Regions from separate parts of the Homo sapiens genome. Here region 2 is linked to region 1. A link is a contact called in ENCODE Hi-C or POLR2A ChIA-PET data. All regions are on one chromosome and are shown on one strand. Each heading gives the region's core, a stretch centred on a gene start or an enhancer-like site at or near the end of the contact. The rest is flanking DNA. Distances are from core to core; before and after follow the strand shown. Region 1 has its middle 9.2 kb from the start of H1-2. Region 2 overlaps LOC124901288 (a long non-coding RNA gene).

Evidence for each region. Hi-C counts contacts between places; a loop is a spot of excess contacts on that map. ChIA-PET counts read pairs that join two places held with the same protein, here RNA polymerase II (POLR2A). Pooled maps may share reads with other maps.
Region 2: a loop to region 1 is called in a pooled map, with 3 times the contacts of the local background. The contact joins two enhancer-like sites. A Hi-C loop is called at or near these places in 3 of 50 pooled maps. POLR2A ChIA-PET finds 5 or more read pairs at or near these places in 4 of 52 experiments (Caco-2, PC-9, activated B cell and 1 more).

Annotation. Positions count from the first base shown.
Region 1 is chr6:26,061,823-26,069,560 of GRCh38, reverse strand. No RefSeq gene overlaps it. Among named protein-coding and RNA genes, the nearest start is that of H1-2, 9.2 kb to the right of the region's middle. RefSeq lists an enhancer at 2,449-2,948 and a silencer at 4,795-4,934. Within about 2 kb of position 3,445, at least 7 of the 41 ENCODE cell types and tissues checked have a DNase peak (open chromatin) inside an H3K27ac peak, as active enhancers do.
Region 2 is chr6:26,339,466-26,347,203 of GRCh38, reverse strand. It overlaps LOC124901288 (a long non-coding RNA gene), which reads right to left. Exons shown (of 2, transcript XR_007059522.1): 2 at 6,919-7,510. Among named protein-coding and RNA genes, the nearest start is that of TRW-CCA3-2, 12 kb to the right of the region's middle. RefSeq lists an enhancer at 4,555-4,694. Within about 2 kb of position 4,748, at least 2 of the 41 ENCODE cell types and tissues checked have a DNase peak (open chromatin) inside an H3K27ac peak, as active enhancers do.

The sequences.
Region 1 (7,738 bases), core at 2,196-4,695:
AGGAGCAGAATGTTTAATTTTACTTAATTTTAATTCATTACAATAGCTACATGTAGCTAGGGGCTACTGGATTGAACAGCACAGCTCGAGTCTTTTAGAGGGAGACAGGACTCACCAAGATGGATGCTGGTGGCCAAGCAGCAATGGCAGGTAGTACACACACAAGAGGCAGATGATACAACACATCCTTCCCAAACCTGGAGATAAGCTCACCCCACAATCCCGCCGCTGAAATAGAGTTGATGTTACCAATGTGCATTTTTATGTCCTTTTCCATACAGAAAGATCATTCAGCAAGTACTATGGTACTTAAAAAACAACATTCAATTCATTATTATGACAAAATTAAATTAATAGCTCTTCCTTAAACTTTTAAATTCAATTTACAATGCTTACTATTGGCATTTATTAATCTACCAATTTTTTCCCATAGAACCCATAGAACAAATAATCTACCAAATTTTTAACATTCATTTTTGGCAAGGCTTTTGCAATTTGACGAACTTTAAGAAGAAAACTTATAAATTGCAATTTTTAAATCTGACATACTGGACTTTTAAAGTATCCAATTGACTAATGAACAAAACTGCTCCAAATTTTTCAATTCTTAAAAATCTTAAGACAATACTTAATATGGCAAATCTTAACTTCTTAAACTTTGTAAGAATGCTAATCAACTTAGATTGGTATAAAGTTGAGTTAAAAATCACAGGATACATCATCTCAGCTATAAGTTTTCATGAGTTGAGTTTTTACAATCACTTGAAATGCTTAGAATAGGAAATACGTATAAATTATTTAACATAAAATATTGTTACAAAACCTCTGGAGTGTCAGTTTCTCTGGCCAGACTTTATGCTGCAGCACCTTTGCCTGAGTTCTTGTCCTGCATCCAGGAAGAATTAGGTACAGAGGCAAGAGTCAAGAAGATTAGTTTTCCAATAGTTCAGCTCACCTAGTTAACTCCTGTTCACAATCTTCAAAGTTATCAGAAACCTGCAATTGAGGGTTATAATCCATTCTTTGCAGAGTTTCAAAACAAGACAACATTTGTCTATGAATGTTAAAATGTCCTAGGGTAGTCACAGTCAAAAACACAATTGACAAAGAAATTTAGTCACCTCTGTGATTTACAATAGCCTAACACAATAACTCTAATTATAACTGATGACACAAACTCAGATATCAGAACTCTAGAAATCCCCTATAATTTTGGAACACACATTCACAGTTTTCACTGAAATATGACCTGAAGATCAAATATCACCTTATTTCAACAATCCTATATAACTAAACGTGTCAAATGATCCTGTTTACCTCTCCTTTGGATACTCCAGGGGCCCTCTGTAGCATCCAAAAGTTAGGGGTTAGCAAAGACAATTTTGAAGCTGTAAAGGCTCAAAACACTTAATGAACCTCTAGTCATATCTGTTCTCTACTCACTAAATGCTAGTAGCACCTCTCAGTTGTGGCTAAGCTGGGAGGATCTCTTGAGCCTAGAAGTTTGGGGACGCAGTGAGCTATGATTATGCCACTGCACTCCAGCCTGGGCAACAATGCAAAATCCTGTCTCAAAAACAAAAACAAAAAACAAATTGCCTATGCTGTGGTTATCTCACAATTAATAAAAAGGAAAAAAAAAGTATGCAGTCTTTGTAGGTCCTTGGGGTTTGTTGGAACTCAGAAAACAATACCCCAAAATAAAGACCGCAGAAGCCAAAGTTTTTCTCTGATCTTCTCCTGCCCTCCTGTCTCTGAGTCCCATTCTCCCCGGAGTCTAGCCATAGAAATGAGAATTCCTCTTCCTCAAGTTAGGTCATAGAAATCAAAACACCTTTTCCCCAGAGCCCAGCCATAAAACCTAAAAATATTACTCTAACTTTCCCTCTGTTTTTCTGTGTAAAAACTGGCCATAAAGAAATTATCTGAACTACCTTATTTGATCATAGATCACCAGACCGCATTCCAGAGAGGATCCAGAAGGAAGGAATGCTGCACAGAGAGGCGAAGAAGAATCTAGACAGACAGGCCTTGCTGGGTTTCCCTACTCTGTTTATTAGCAATCCTATTTCTACACGGCGGCCCATACTTTGTTGAATCTAAAAAATAAAAATGGACAATTTCCCCTGTACATGTTAATACACATTAATAAATTGGATATAAATTGGATAATTTATTAATATACACATTAATAAATTGGATGCAGCCGGGTGCAATGGCTCACGCCTGTAATCCCAGCACTTTGGGAGCTGAGGCGGGCAGACCACGAGGTCAAGACCACCCTAGCCGAAATGGTGAAACCCCGTCTCTATTAAAAATACAAAAGTTAGCTGGGCGTGGTGGCACATGCCTGTAGTCCCAGCTACTGGGGAGGCTGAGGCAGGAGAATTGCTTGAACTCGGGAGGCGGAGGTTGCAGTGAGCCGAGATTGCGCCACTGCACTCCAGCCTGGTGACAGAGTGAGACTCCGTCTAAAAATAATAATAATAATAATAATAATAATAATAATAATAATAAATTGGATGCATTTTATCCTATTAATCTTCCTCTTGTCGGTGGTTTTCAGCGACTCTTCAGAGGCCAAAGAGTAAGTTTTCCCTTAGCCCCTACAGGTTCTTATGTTTAATTTGTTACTCTCATTTAAGACATAATTAAAGTGGCTTCTCCATGAAGATTATTTCTGCATCCATTATTTGGTAAGATTGGCCGTTTTCTCCTTTGATCTCTACTTCACACTGACCCACATAAAACATCACTGCCTGTTTTTTTGTTGTTGTTGTTTGGAGACGGAGTCTTGCTCTGTTGCCCAGGCTGGAGTGCAGTGGTGTGATCTCCGCTCACTGCAAGCTCCGCCTCCCGGATTCACGCCATTCTCCTGCCTCAGCCTCCTGAGCAGCTGGGACTACAGGCACCCACCACCAAGCCCGGCTAATTTTTGTATTTTTAGTAGATACGGGGTTTCACTTTGTTAACCAGGATGGTCTCGATCTCCTGACCTCGTGATCGGCCCGCCTCAGCCTCCCAAAGTGCTGGGATTACAGGAGTGAGCCACTGCGCCCGGCCCCGTTTTTTTTTTTGGTTTTTGCATGTCTTCTCCCTTTTACTGTAAACTATTTCCACTACCAGCGTAGTTATCATTTCTACTGCTTAATAATTGTTTTGGGGAAGTGAATGCATCAACCCACATGAATTTCTTGTCTATTTGACAATTTATTCTCTTTAGGAATAGTATTAACTCCTAAGGTCCTGGGAGCCAGTCTCTGTACTTGGCTGCTCCAGGGTCCTACTTCAGTTTCCCAGCTTCTCAGTACTGTCACTGTCAATTGTGGGTAATAATTATTTTTGTCCACCAAAAGACTCTGTATGTGAATGAGTTTTGAAATCTGCTGAGTAATACAGTGTCAACCCAGTTAATGATTTGCCGGGCGGCTTGATCAGGGGCTGTCCAACTACCGGCATTTTGATTTGGAGCGTCATCTAGTGTCTGAAAGCACAAACAACATCCTACATTGTAAATGCCTTTGGCTACAGAGATTGAAACCAAAGCAAACCTATGTTTTGAATTGTTATTCTTCAGCAGTTCTGCTAGCTTTGAAAAATCTAAAAGTTAAAAAAAAGCTTTATATTTCATTTTCTGCCTAAACTCTTTAAAATTGCTAGTTGACAATTAGATATTTTCAATTTAATGAAATTTTTTTTTAGTTCACAGATTAATACACAATGGGGGAGGGTTCTTATTCTGTTGGACTTTTACATAACCTCCACTTTAGTGCAGTCTGCTTTATGGGGTCTTGTTTGAGGTGTGTGTGTGTTTAAGGGAATGTGGTTTACAATCAAAATATTGGGTTGCTCTTAGGCACATTGTAAAGTCACACACCTGTATTCTTATTGATACATAATGATTAATAACATTATTATTACAGCCTGATCACCATCATTATTGATATATCTAAATAATGAATTTTATAATTTTGCTTCCTGTCAGGCAAGAGCCAATTTCAGTGCTACCATGTTTGTATAGCAGTATTTATGTCTGTCATCCTCAGTCATTTTACTTCACTTGTTCTTAGCCAAACGGCCGAGAAGCGATGGTCATTTTACTTCAAAAATGAAAAGAATTAATATTTTTACGTTTCCCTTAAAGACCCTATGTTTAACCTCCACTCCTGGGTAAAATGGTCTAGTCCCTCCTTTTCATATCATCTCTGATATCTTTTGCACAGCCACTATTACCTACCGTTTTCTAGATCCCTATTCTTCAAACACCACCATGAAGGTAGAGCCTGTCTGAATTATTTTCTTGTCCCCTGAACTCAGTACATTGTTAGGCTTCTTGAAGATGTTGATCAGTTGTTTGTGGAGTGAATGAATCAGCTAGCATGATTTTTCTAGACCACTGAGACAAGTGTCTAAGACACTTGTTCCTTCCCATGTTCTTGCCTGCCTGTGCAATCCATGCAGTCTCATGGCTTCCCAGTGCCTCAGAATTATCCCCTGTCAAACAGGCATTATAATTTCTGTCCACTGAAAAGGACAAAAAACTAAGTGTATAGCTAGAAGTTAAAAATTACCGGCCAGGTACTGTGGCTCACTCCTGTTATTCCAACATTTTGGGAGGCTGAGGCGGGCAGATCACCTGAGGTCAGGAATTCGATACCAGGCTGGCTAACATGGCGACCCCGTCTCTATCAAAAATGTAAAAGTTAGCCAGGTGTGGTGGCTCGCACCTGTGGCCCCAGCTACTCAGGAGGCTGAGGCAGGAGGATCGTTTGAGCCCTGGAGGTTGAGGCTGCAGAAAAATAGGAATATACTCTCTTTCAAGAGTTCGTGGTTTTGACTGCCACCTAGCGTACATCAGAAAAACCGCATGACATAGGAAATGCCTGTGACAGAGGGGTAAGGTGAGAGAGGTTGATGAAGAATGTATTGAAGGAGTGAAAACGCTTCCATCCCTCTACTTACTAAATATATTAGTTAAGTAGTTGGGGCATATTTTAATTCATGCATTTTGTAGATAGAAAAACAAAAGTTTTATTCTGTTTGATTTAGTTGATACTTTAATATGTGTGTGTTTAGGATGCATGATTTATAATCAGTCTGCAGCACTTCTTGGAGAAGTCTGAATTCTCATTCTCCATTTCCTTATTGGCAACGTGAGAATGATTACAATGGTGGTTGTCTCATAGAATGCAGGGAGTCAGAATGAAAATAGTCCATATAATGCCTGGTGCAGAGGAAGGGTTCAGTTAACTGTCTGTATTAATATTACTGATAACAGTCATGACAAACAAAAGCTTAACAACAACACCACCAACAACAGTTGCAGAATTGAGCCACCAATTTGCACACAAGATTGTAGGTAGGATGTTTTAGAAAAGTTATTATTTAATATATGTATATATTTTTGTACTTAAAATATGTCAGAGGTTGTTCTAAGAACTATTTAAATGTTAACTCCTTAATCCTCATAATGACCCATGAAACAGGTAGGCTTATTATTGTCTCTTTACATGTGAGAACACTGAGACACGAAAAGGTTTATTAACTCACCCAAAGTCACACAGCTGGTAAAACGGCAAAATTGAATTTGAACTCAGACATTCCAGGTTCCAAGACAGTCTAATTATTCTTTTGACTAATATACTAAGCTGCCTCTGTATTTTTCCTTGATTACTTTGTAAAAGTATGAGGAAAATATAAGTGCTTCAAGTAACCATGAAAAATATAAACAATCTATGTATCAACTGAAGCATAATTACAAATCCTTTGATAAGCAAACATAATAAAAATTTGATATCAATCAAAACTTTCATGTAATGTAAGCAGGTTGAGATGAATTCTATAGTAAAAAAGTGCAGAGTGCTGGAATACCATGCTCCTAATATATTGGCTAGGCACACCTGCCTGCTATCAAAGGTATGCACACACCTTGGATACAGAAAGTTGGGACTGGGTAGTTATGTGAGTGTCATCAGAATTCTTTCCCACTTGGGAAAGAATTGTCCATCATAAGCTTGGATGATGGACAAGGAGTGAGCTCCCAGAACAGTGATGTGGGGATACATCCTCACATCACAGTGAGAATGAGTGTTCTAGACTGTTTACACACCTACCACTCCTAAATGCACACATATAATTGCTTGCACACACACACATACACACTCATCTCTTCTCTGGTGGTCCAGCTCTATCTCTTATCATTAGGCTTCTTGGGGCTAGTACCTAGGGCCTGTATCCTTTCAGAGGCAGCTAAGGGAAGCACACATAATTAGAAAGAATGAACCAGCTTGTTGGATTTGGTCTCTTCGCATCCAGCCCTCCAAGTTAAGGAGAGTACCATCTTTCTTAGGGTCACCAAAGGAAAAAAAAAAAAAAGAAAGAAACAGAAGGATATCATACAGCAAGGATCTAATGCAAATATGCCTCAAATGAGAGGCTACTGTGTGCTGATCCCAATCCCAGGAACTGTATGCACATTATCTAATTTAATCCTCACTGTATTTCTGGGAGTATTATTCCCATTTTACAGAGAAGGAACTTGGCAGGGTAACCAAGCTCATGAATGGAGAAACTGGGATTAAATATAAAGCTTCCTTGCTCCAGAACTGCTGTCTTTCTGCTCTTCCACACTACCAGCTCAGCTGTGCTCTCTACATGCAGGCAGTTTTACAAGTTTCAGATTAGCCTGGGACTTCCAGGGTTTTGAATGGGTTAGGGAATGGGGAACTTTTGGGTTTACTTTCCATTTTTTCTTCATACATATGTAATATATAACATAAATCTATGGTATATATGATAAATATATGGCTACATATGAACTATATAATCACATATATGCATTATAAATAAATATTAATTTTATAATATTTTAAAGGTTATCAAATAAATATTAATATAAATAATTAAATAATTAATACTCAGCTTTGTTTTCCAAAGTGATAAATGCCTATATTTAGCAAAATATTTTTTGGAGGCCTGATAGTTTTTAGGAGTGTAAAGAAGTCCTGATATCTAAATGTTTAAGAACCACTATTTTAGGCTGTTGTCTTCTGTCTTATTTTCCCAGCTAGACTGGTAAATACTTGAAGGCAAACGTTTAGCCAGCACATTAACATTTTATGTTTTTATTCTTTTGTGCTCTCAGTGGCTGTGTCTTTTCTATCGATTTCTCACACTGTATGATGGTTATATTTGTCTGTATCTGTCCCACCAGGTATAAGTTCTTGAGAGGACACACTGCTAGGCTGATCTTAGTTTTTATTATTTCTCCTGGTGTCCTGTGCTTAACAAGTGCTCATTAAGTGTGTAAAAACACAGCACAGTAAAAAACTAGACATTAAAAAATAATGTCAACCAATCTATTGAAATTTGCATTTCCATGTTTCTTCCAATATAGTCATTGTGTCAGGTTATGTACTTATTCTGATGAAGACTATTGCCTAATATACGTTTGCATCTTGTGCTTTATAACTGCCTTCATATAGACACAGATTGAGAAGGTGTAAAAATGTGCATATCCTCACAATTGACAAATTCTTATCCTTTGAGGGTAGGTTTGACTTTCTGAAATGCTTTGACATCATTTGAAAGAAGCTTGAAGAATAAGATAGCTGTTAATGACCCAGTTTCCTATGTCACTTATACAATTATAATGGCAATTTCAAAATGTTAGGTAAATATATTTTGCAATATATTGTTCCTTTTGTAATACTCTCTATGTATTTATTTATATTTTTAA
Region 2 (7,738 bases), core at 3,499-5,998, 280 kb before region 1:
AGGAGCCTTCAGAATGAAGGCTCAACCCCTCAATGAGTATAGAGACTTGTATATCATCTTGAGGTTACAGAAAGAATGGGGGCTAGGATCCTGGCAAAACAGGTTGTGGAAGCAGGATGAAGAGGAATTCTGTTGAGGGGCAATAAATAATTTCTAGGGAGAATCCAATGGGTTTGAAGAACATACAGTGGTGTGGGGCAAAGTCTGTTGGGCCCGCAGAGTGGACAATGGTTTTTGACAAAAATCTGTTCAGATTTCTGGACAGACTTTAGTCTTCCTTTCTGCTATATTGTTACTGGGGGTCCCAGTTACTCCTAAAGGGGCTCTTTTCTGTGTGGTGTCCAGAAACCAATACACAAAACCAAGTGTCAAGCAGTGTAGGCTTTATCTAATGACCGTGGAGTTGGAGAAGTGGGAGTATAGCTTGCAAATAACTTTCCAGCCCCTGAGAACTGGGAAGTCACAGATGTACGGTATCTTACTTAGTAAAGGGGTGGGCATTAAGAGCAAGGGAAGGAATATTCCTGCTTTTTCTTGAGAAGGGACGAAGATTTTCTTGGAATCAAGGAGCCTCCTCTTTTTTGTCCTTTTTCAGTCTCTTCCAGTCATTATCATGGTGATTGTCAACTGTCATGGTGCAAGTGCGAATGTCATTTAGCATGGAAACTGGATTAGAATGAAGCTAGAGGTTTTTCAGGGGATGAATAAGCTGCCTAAGAAGAAATCTATGATCACAGACATCCTGTTTCCCAAAATTAAGCAGAGTTAAGCTGAGTAGGAATTTACTTCGTATATCACATATGCCTTGCATTGGGCAACAAAAGCAGAATAGGGGTCCAGCTAAGTCATGTAGGCATTGCAAGGGCAACAAATTCCCTTTTTAAATGTTCACGCCTCATTCTTGAGGGGTGCTGAAGGGCAAAGTCTATTTTCTGTAGCTTCTTTATGCTGAGTTTGGGCATAGGCAAGCATCCTGTTAAAGGAGTGAAACTCTTCCTGGTCATTTTCAGATAGGTTTGATTCTCTCCTGGCTATAGGCTTAGCTGTTGGTACCCCTGAGTAGCCCAACATTTGAATGTTTATGGCTTTTAGGCTTTTTGCAACAAACTTGGTGACAGAGTTCAGAAGTCAGGGACCAAAAATTAAAAGGGTTACTGCTGTGAACAATTACTGAGACAATGGGGCTTAGTCATGGTCCCAACCACCCTAATTAATCATTAGCTATCCTGCCTAGGATGGGTGAAGAGGGGTCTCCCTTTGTCTTGTCCAGTATAGCTATATTTTGATAACAGATTTCTAAGTTTTCTTCAACTTGGCCTGAGGTATTTATATAGAAGCAATATTCCTCTCTTAACATGGTACATGTGCCCCTGCCTCTGCTGTGAGTACATCTAGGGTCGTTCGGTTTTGCAGCACTGAAGTAGGGAGTTCAAGGCTGTCTGTTGAGCATCCAGAGTATTGACTGTAGCTTTCTGTGGTTGTTGAATAAGGATTGAGATGTTTTTAATGGACTTCTTTAGGTCACCTATCCCTAGACACCAGAAAATGCTATAGGGAGTGCCCTATACCACTTCTACTAATAATTAGATTAGAGGTAGCTAAGGGCCCAAAGTGGAGTTGGTCTGGATCATATAGGCTCCTTTCTCCACAGCCTTGGATCCTGTGATATTTAAAGCAGTGGAAAGGAATACCCTAAGGTTAAATACTTTCCCTGAGGACCCTAGATGAGATGTATTGATGCAAACTCCCTTCTAACAACGAGAGATAGTAATAAAGAGGGTTATGCCACATGACCGAAGGTTTCCAGTTCCTTTTAAAGACACTGCAGGTTGCGGGTGGTGGCTCATGCCTGTAATCTCAGCACTTTGGGAGGCCGAGGCAGGAGGATCACTTGAGCTCAGCAGTTAAAGACCAGCCTGGGCAACATAGTAAGACTCCATCTCTATCTTAGGAAAGAAAAAGAGAGAGAGGAGAAACGGAAGAAAAGAAAGGAAGGAAGGAAGGAAGGAAGGGGAGAAAGAACAGATGTTGCAGTGGTAAGCCCTTGTAACCAGGCATGGAAGTGGGAGGCATGTAACCCTATGGACCCCAGTTCTATTTCAGGGTCCCATGCATCCTGGGGTCAACATTTGAGGACATGCCCTGAAAAACAATCATTAATAATTGTATTTGTGCTTCTGCTTTTGGTGGCCCCTGCAGTGAACAATCGCCACCTGGCTTGTTCTCTTATGGGCTGGTTCTCTTATTTAAAGTCCAATAGCTTTAAAAATGACAGCACCATTCTGACCTGCTTGTTATCAGATGTTAACATGCCCCTTTCCTTCCAAACAGCTCCATGTGTGTAGCATACAGTAGGCATACTTGGAATCTGTGTATACGCTGATAATTTTTCCTTCCCCCAACTCCAGCAGCCGGGTTAGTGCAATAAGTTCTGCTTTGTGAAGAGCATCCCATAGCGAGGGCATGGGCCTCTATAACTTTAGTGAGATAGGAGATAGCATAACTTGTCCTCCTTTGTCCTCCTTGCATACAGCTACTCTCTTCAGTCAACCATTCGGCTTCTGCATTTTCTTTTTTCTTTTCTTTTTTTTTTTTTTTTTAGACGGAGTCTCGCTCTGTCACCCAGGCTGGAGCGCAGTGGCATGATCTTGGCTCACTGCAACCTCCACCTCTCGGGTTCAAGCAATTCTCCTGCCTCAGCCTCCCAAGTGGCTGGGACTACAGGTGCCCACCACCACACCCAGCGAATTTTTTTGTATTTTTAGTAGAGATCGGGTTTCACCATATTGTCCAGGCTGGTCTTGAACTCCTGACCTTGTGATCCGCCTGCCTCAGCCTCCCAAAGTGCTGGGATTACAGGTATGAGCCACCGCGCCCGGCTGGCTTCTGCATCTTCAATGGGCTAGTCTACTGGAGTATACTTCTTCCATCACTTCTAGACAGTTGTGGAATAAATGCCCATCCTTAGATGGAAAGAGGGTGGTAGGGTTCTAATTATTACACACCTTTAAAATTATATGGGAGTTATCAATAAGCATTACCTGTAACTAGAGGGTCCTGCCCGGGGATTGCCATTCTGCCTCCCTTTCTTTTATGAGAGTTTGGGTATGGTGAGGAGTCCAGATGGTTAAGGGCTGTCCAAAGGTTAGCTTCTCTGTCTCCTTCAGGAGGAGGGCTGTAGCTGCCACTGACCAGAGGCAAGATGGCTTGCCTTTAGCAACCAGGTCCAGTTGCTTAGAAAAGTAGACTCGAGGCAGAGAGGCTAGTGTTTAATACCCCTAGGGATATTCCTTCTCTTCTCATGGATATAAGGATGGAAGGGTTTGCTTACAGCTGATAGGGCTGATGCTGGGGCTCTCATAAGCTGGGTCTTAACCACTTGGACTGCTTGGTTGCATTCTACCATCCATTTAAAAGGGCCCATGTCCTTTCCTTTTGATTGTTTATATGAGGGGTGGGCAATGAGGCCAAAATTAGGAATCCAGAGGTGGCAGAACCAGGCCATTCCCAGGAACTCTCAGAGTTGCTTCTGGGTCCCTGGTGCTTATAGTTGGCATATTACCTCCCATCTGTCTTGGAACAAACGTTGTTCTCCTTCTAGGAGGGACCCCAAATAGGTAACCTGCTGCTGATAAATCTGTGCTTTTCCCTGGGAGACCTTATAACTTCCCTTTCTGCTAAGAAGTTGAAGACTAGCATGGTATTCTGATCTGAAATTTGTTTGGAGGGGCTGGAAATAAGACCCCCTCAGGATCTCTTTCTAGTCATTTAGAATGAGCCTTCCAGTTATAAGGATCTGAAATTGTGAAGGGCACATGTACAGTAACCATCCCTCCTTCCCTATTGGAGACCTGCTGGAGGGGAGAGGTAAGATGACTTACCCTGGGTACTGTCCCGGCTGACTCCCTGAGAGGAGTCCAAGGATGATTGGTGGAAAGAGGGTGTGTTGCCTGCAGGTAGGGGCTATTGTCCCCATTTGACAGATGAGAAGGCTGCTTAAAACCCTCCCTAACCACTTCCCTGTCCCCTGCCCCTCTTTATCCTACTTCCATGCCTATGCTTAATTTTTCTCCATAACATTTAAGTCATCATCTGACATTACGTGTTACTTATTTTCTCTCTGTACCATTAGCAAGCCGACTCCTTGAGAACGCACTTCTGTTAAGTTTTGTGTGCTGCTCTGTCCCTTTGCCTCTGTGTCTGAGCTCTGACATGCTCAGACAGCATGCTTTTTGGTGACATGCTATTCAGAGATCTGAGAATTAACATAGAAATGGATTTAAAGAGACCATGAAATGTAGCTCACACATGGTGGCTCATGCCTGTAGTCCCAGCTACTATAGAGGCTGAGGTGGGAGGAACCACTTGAGCCCGGGAGGTTGGAGCTGCAGTGAGCTGTGATTGTGTCACCGCATTCCAGCCTGGGCAACAGAGCCTTGGTTTTTGAGACTCTGTCTCAAAAAACAAGGCCGGGCTTGGTGGCTCATGCCTGTAATCCCAGCACTTTGAGGGACCGAGGTGGCTGGATCACTTGAGGCCAGGAGTTCAAGACCAACTTGGCCAACATGGTGAAACCCTGTCTTTACTAAAAATATAAAAAATTAGCCAGGCATGGTGACGCATGCTTGCAATCCCAGCTACTTAGGAGGCTGAGGCACGAGAATCGCTTGAACTGGGGAGGCAGAGGTTACAGTGAGCCAAGACAGCACCATTGCACTTCAGCCTGGGTGACAGGAGTGAAACTCTGTGTCAAAACCAAACCAAAACAAAACAAAAAACCACTAAACTAAAACGTAGTAAATGTTCATTAGTCTGTACACTTGCCCCAATGTTTCTCTTTATTTTGTCATATATAAAGTATGTTTTGTTAAAAATAACATTTCAGGTTGAAAATAATACGTGGACAGCAATTACTGCTTACCGCTTAATTGGGTTGTTACTGTGAGGGAAACATGAGCCAGTATCTGTGACACACTGTAAAATGTAAAGTACTCTACAACTGTCGCTAACTGCTGTCCAGAGAACTGTTTTTCCCCTTCAGTAACTTGCTTTCCCTCCTCCCCTGCTCCTTTCACCTCTCATTCCTCCTTCTTTCCCTCGTACTCCACTCTTCTCCTCCTTCCCGTTCCTCCCTCTCTCCTCTCCCTCCTCCCACTCCTCACCTTTTCTCTGCTCTCTCTTTCCTCCCACAAGTCCTCCTCGTCTCCTCCTCGTTCCCTCACTCTATCATCTCTTCCTCTCCCTCCCTCCTTCTCTCTCTTCCTCTCCATCCCTCCTTCTCTCTCTTCCTCTCCATCCCTCCCTGCCCGTCCCCTTTCCTCCCGCCCCAGCTTTTTCCCTCCTCCCGCCTCTTCGAACTCGTCTCAGGTGTCTCTCTCTTTCTCTAGGCTTCGCCGCCCCCTCATGGCGGATATGCATCACTGCCTGTGCCGTGGGCCTGAGAAAGTCTCACCCTCTCAACCCCTGTCAATGGAGCGGCCTATAGATGGCAAGCTGAGGGCTGTGCACAGCAGGGAACCTCAAAAGCTGAAATGCACGTTTTGCTCCTAGAGGCGTTGCCAGGCGTGGTGGCTCACGCCTGTAATCCCAACACTTTGGGAGGCCGAGGCGGGCTGATCGCGAGCTCAGGAGTTCGAGATCAGCCTGACCAATAAAAACACAAAAATTAGCCGGGCATGATGGTGCGCGCCTGTACGTTTATATGAATGCAAACTGAGCTTTATTTCCATCCTCTGCCCCTTCCCGCTTAATGGCATATCCTTCATCTTAGTCAAACCAGGCTACTCCTGAGTCAATAATGGTCTTCGTCCTAGTCAATTCAGGGCTTTATTAATTAATTTTGGGCCTCTCCTTTTCCTCAGATGGTATCTCAGTTTGGACATGAAGAGAAGACCGCTCCTGTGTCCACGCATGGAGAAGAACCGCTGGCCCTCCCTGGTCGTCTGTCCACTAGGGCATCTGCCTCTGCGTTCTTGTGCCCTGGTTTCTGAGTGCAGAACCACTAAAATCCTGGCTTCTTTCCTCAGCATCCTGGCGAGGTATCCTCAGCCTCTGAACCCGTCAGCCACATTCACACCCAGAGGAACCAGGAAGCATCCACAGCTTCCCCTACACCCTACAGCTCTGCCTCAGGTCCTCCCAAAGCTATATCCAAATAAGGTTACATTCTGAGGTACTAGGATTAGGATTTCAACATATGAATTTTGGGGGACACAAAACTGAATCCATAAAAAGGTGGTTGGGGTCCTTTTAGAAAACATGTTCCAAAAGTCCACGTATCTACGAATTTTTAAAAACTAGAAGATGATTTTGAATTGAGCCTGCTATTAAGAGAGATTTCATTTAAAGACTGAAAATAAACATCTTCTACAAGAATGATATATTTTTTGCATTCCTAAACAGTGATCAGCATATGGTAGTTGCTGAAATATGCCATTGTTTCTATAGGAAATGTAGACATTTTAGTTACTTGGGGATGGAAATGGGGAAGTCATTTTCTTTGGAAGAGTAACTAAGAAGGAACCCAAAATAAGGGTATTGTCAAGGATAGTTCAGCAGACGGAGAAGGTCTTAGTTTCTTTCTTAAAGCATCCCTCTTCACTCTCTGAGAAACTTGTCTTCCTATCTTCACCCATGGAGAAAGAAACTAAGTCAGTCCTATGTTTCTTGCTGAGTTCACCAGATCTCAGAAATTCTGTTTCAGTTATCTGTTAAGAAAGACCTCTATAGATTTAACTTGGCTGTGATACCCTCTTCTCTGGAAAGTCTCATCTCTGAGCTCTTTAGTTGAATATTGTGACTACCACACATGAGAGAAGGGAGAGGTGTGAAAACCAAAGTTAGTGAGGGGTGGTAGGTGTGGGAGAACAGGGTTGGGCTTAGAAGGCCTAAATTCTGGCATGAACTGATTCCACACCCTGGAGTGTCAGATTGATTTATTGGCTTAAACAATAAAGAAGAGTTTTCTCAATTAACAAGAAGTTCTCAGGTAGGACATGGAGAGGCTCTAGTAAGGTGGCATGCCACAGTCATTCTCTCTCCTCCTAGTGATCTTTTCTGTACTGTAGAGGCAGGAAAACAAAACACTACATCTCTCAGGTTCTCAGGCAGTCATGATTTGGAAAAAAAAATGTAGCTTAAACAAACTATATCTAGCAAATTAGATGTAGTCACATGGAATTTGGAGGCTAGAAATGAGGCTACATTTCTGCAGTTTTAACTGTTGTTTGGTTCTCCTGTATAGTGTTGTTAGCAGAGTCTCCAGTGACCCATAATGGATTTTTAAGACTTGAGAGGCAGGCCATAAGTCATCTGTTTTACTGGTGTTGATGCAGGTGCTGCATGGTTCTGGAGCTGGCAGCAGGCAGGAGCTTTCTGATGGTGGTGGTTTTCTTGGTTGTGGCAGTGATGCTGTAGTGCTGTGGTAGTGACACTGTAGTGATTTTAGAAGAGTCAGCAGATCCCTCGGTGGTTCAATTCTGCAGTGTGGCACTGGAAGTCAATCTGAATGCTCAACATAGAAATGTTACAACATTTCTTGTAAAAAATGTTTTCCTGTTTAAACAATCTAAAGTGTGTTTGAGTGTTTGCATTTTAATCCTGACCAACACAGAGGACAATTCCAATATATCCTCATTAAGGACCCAGGTTTTTTCCATCTTTACATTTTGCAAGGTTAATGCAATGCATCAGCTTAGCTCCCTTCATGCTCACAAGATGGCTACGATTGTCCCTAGGA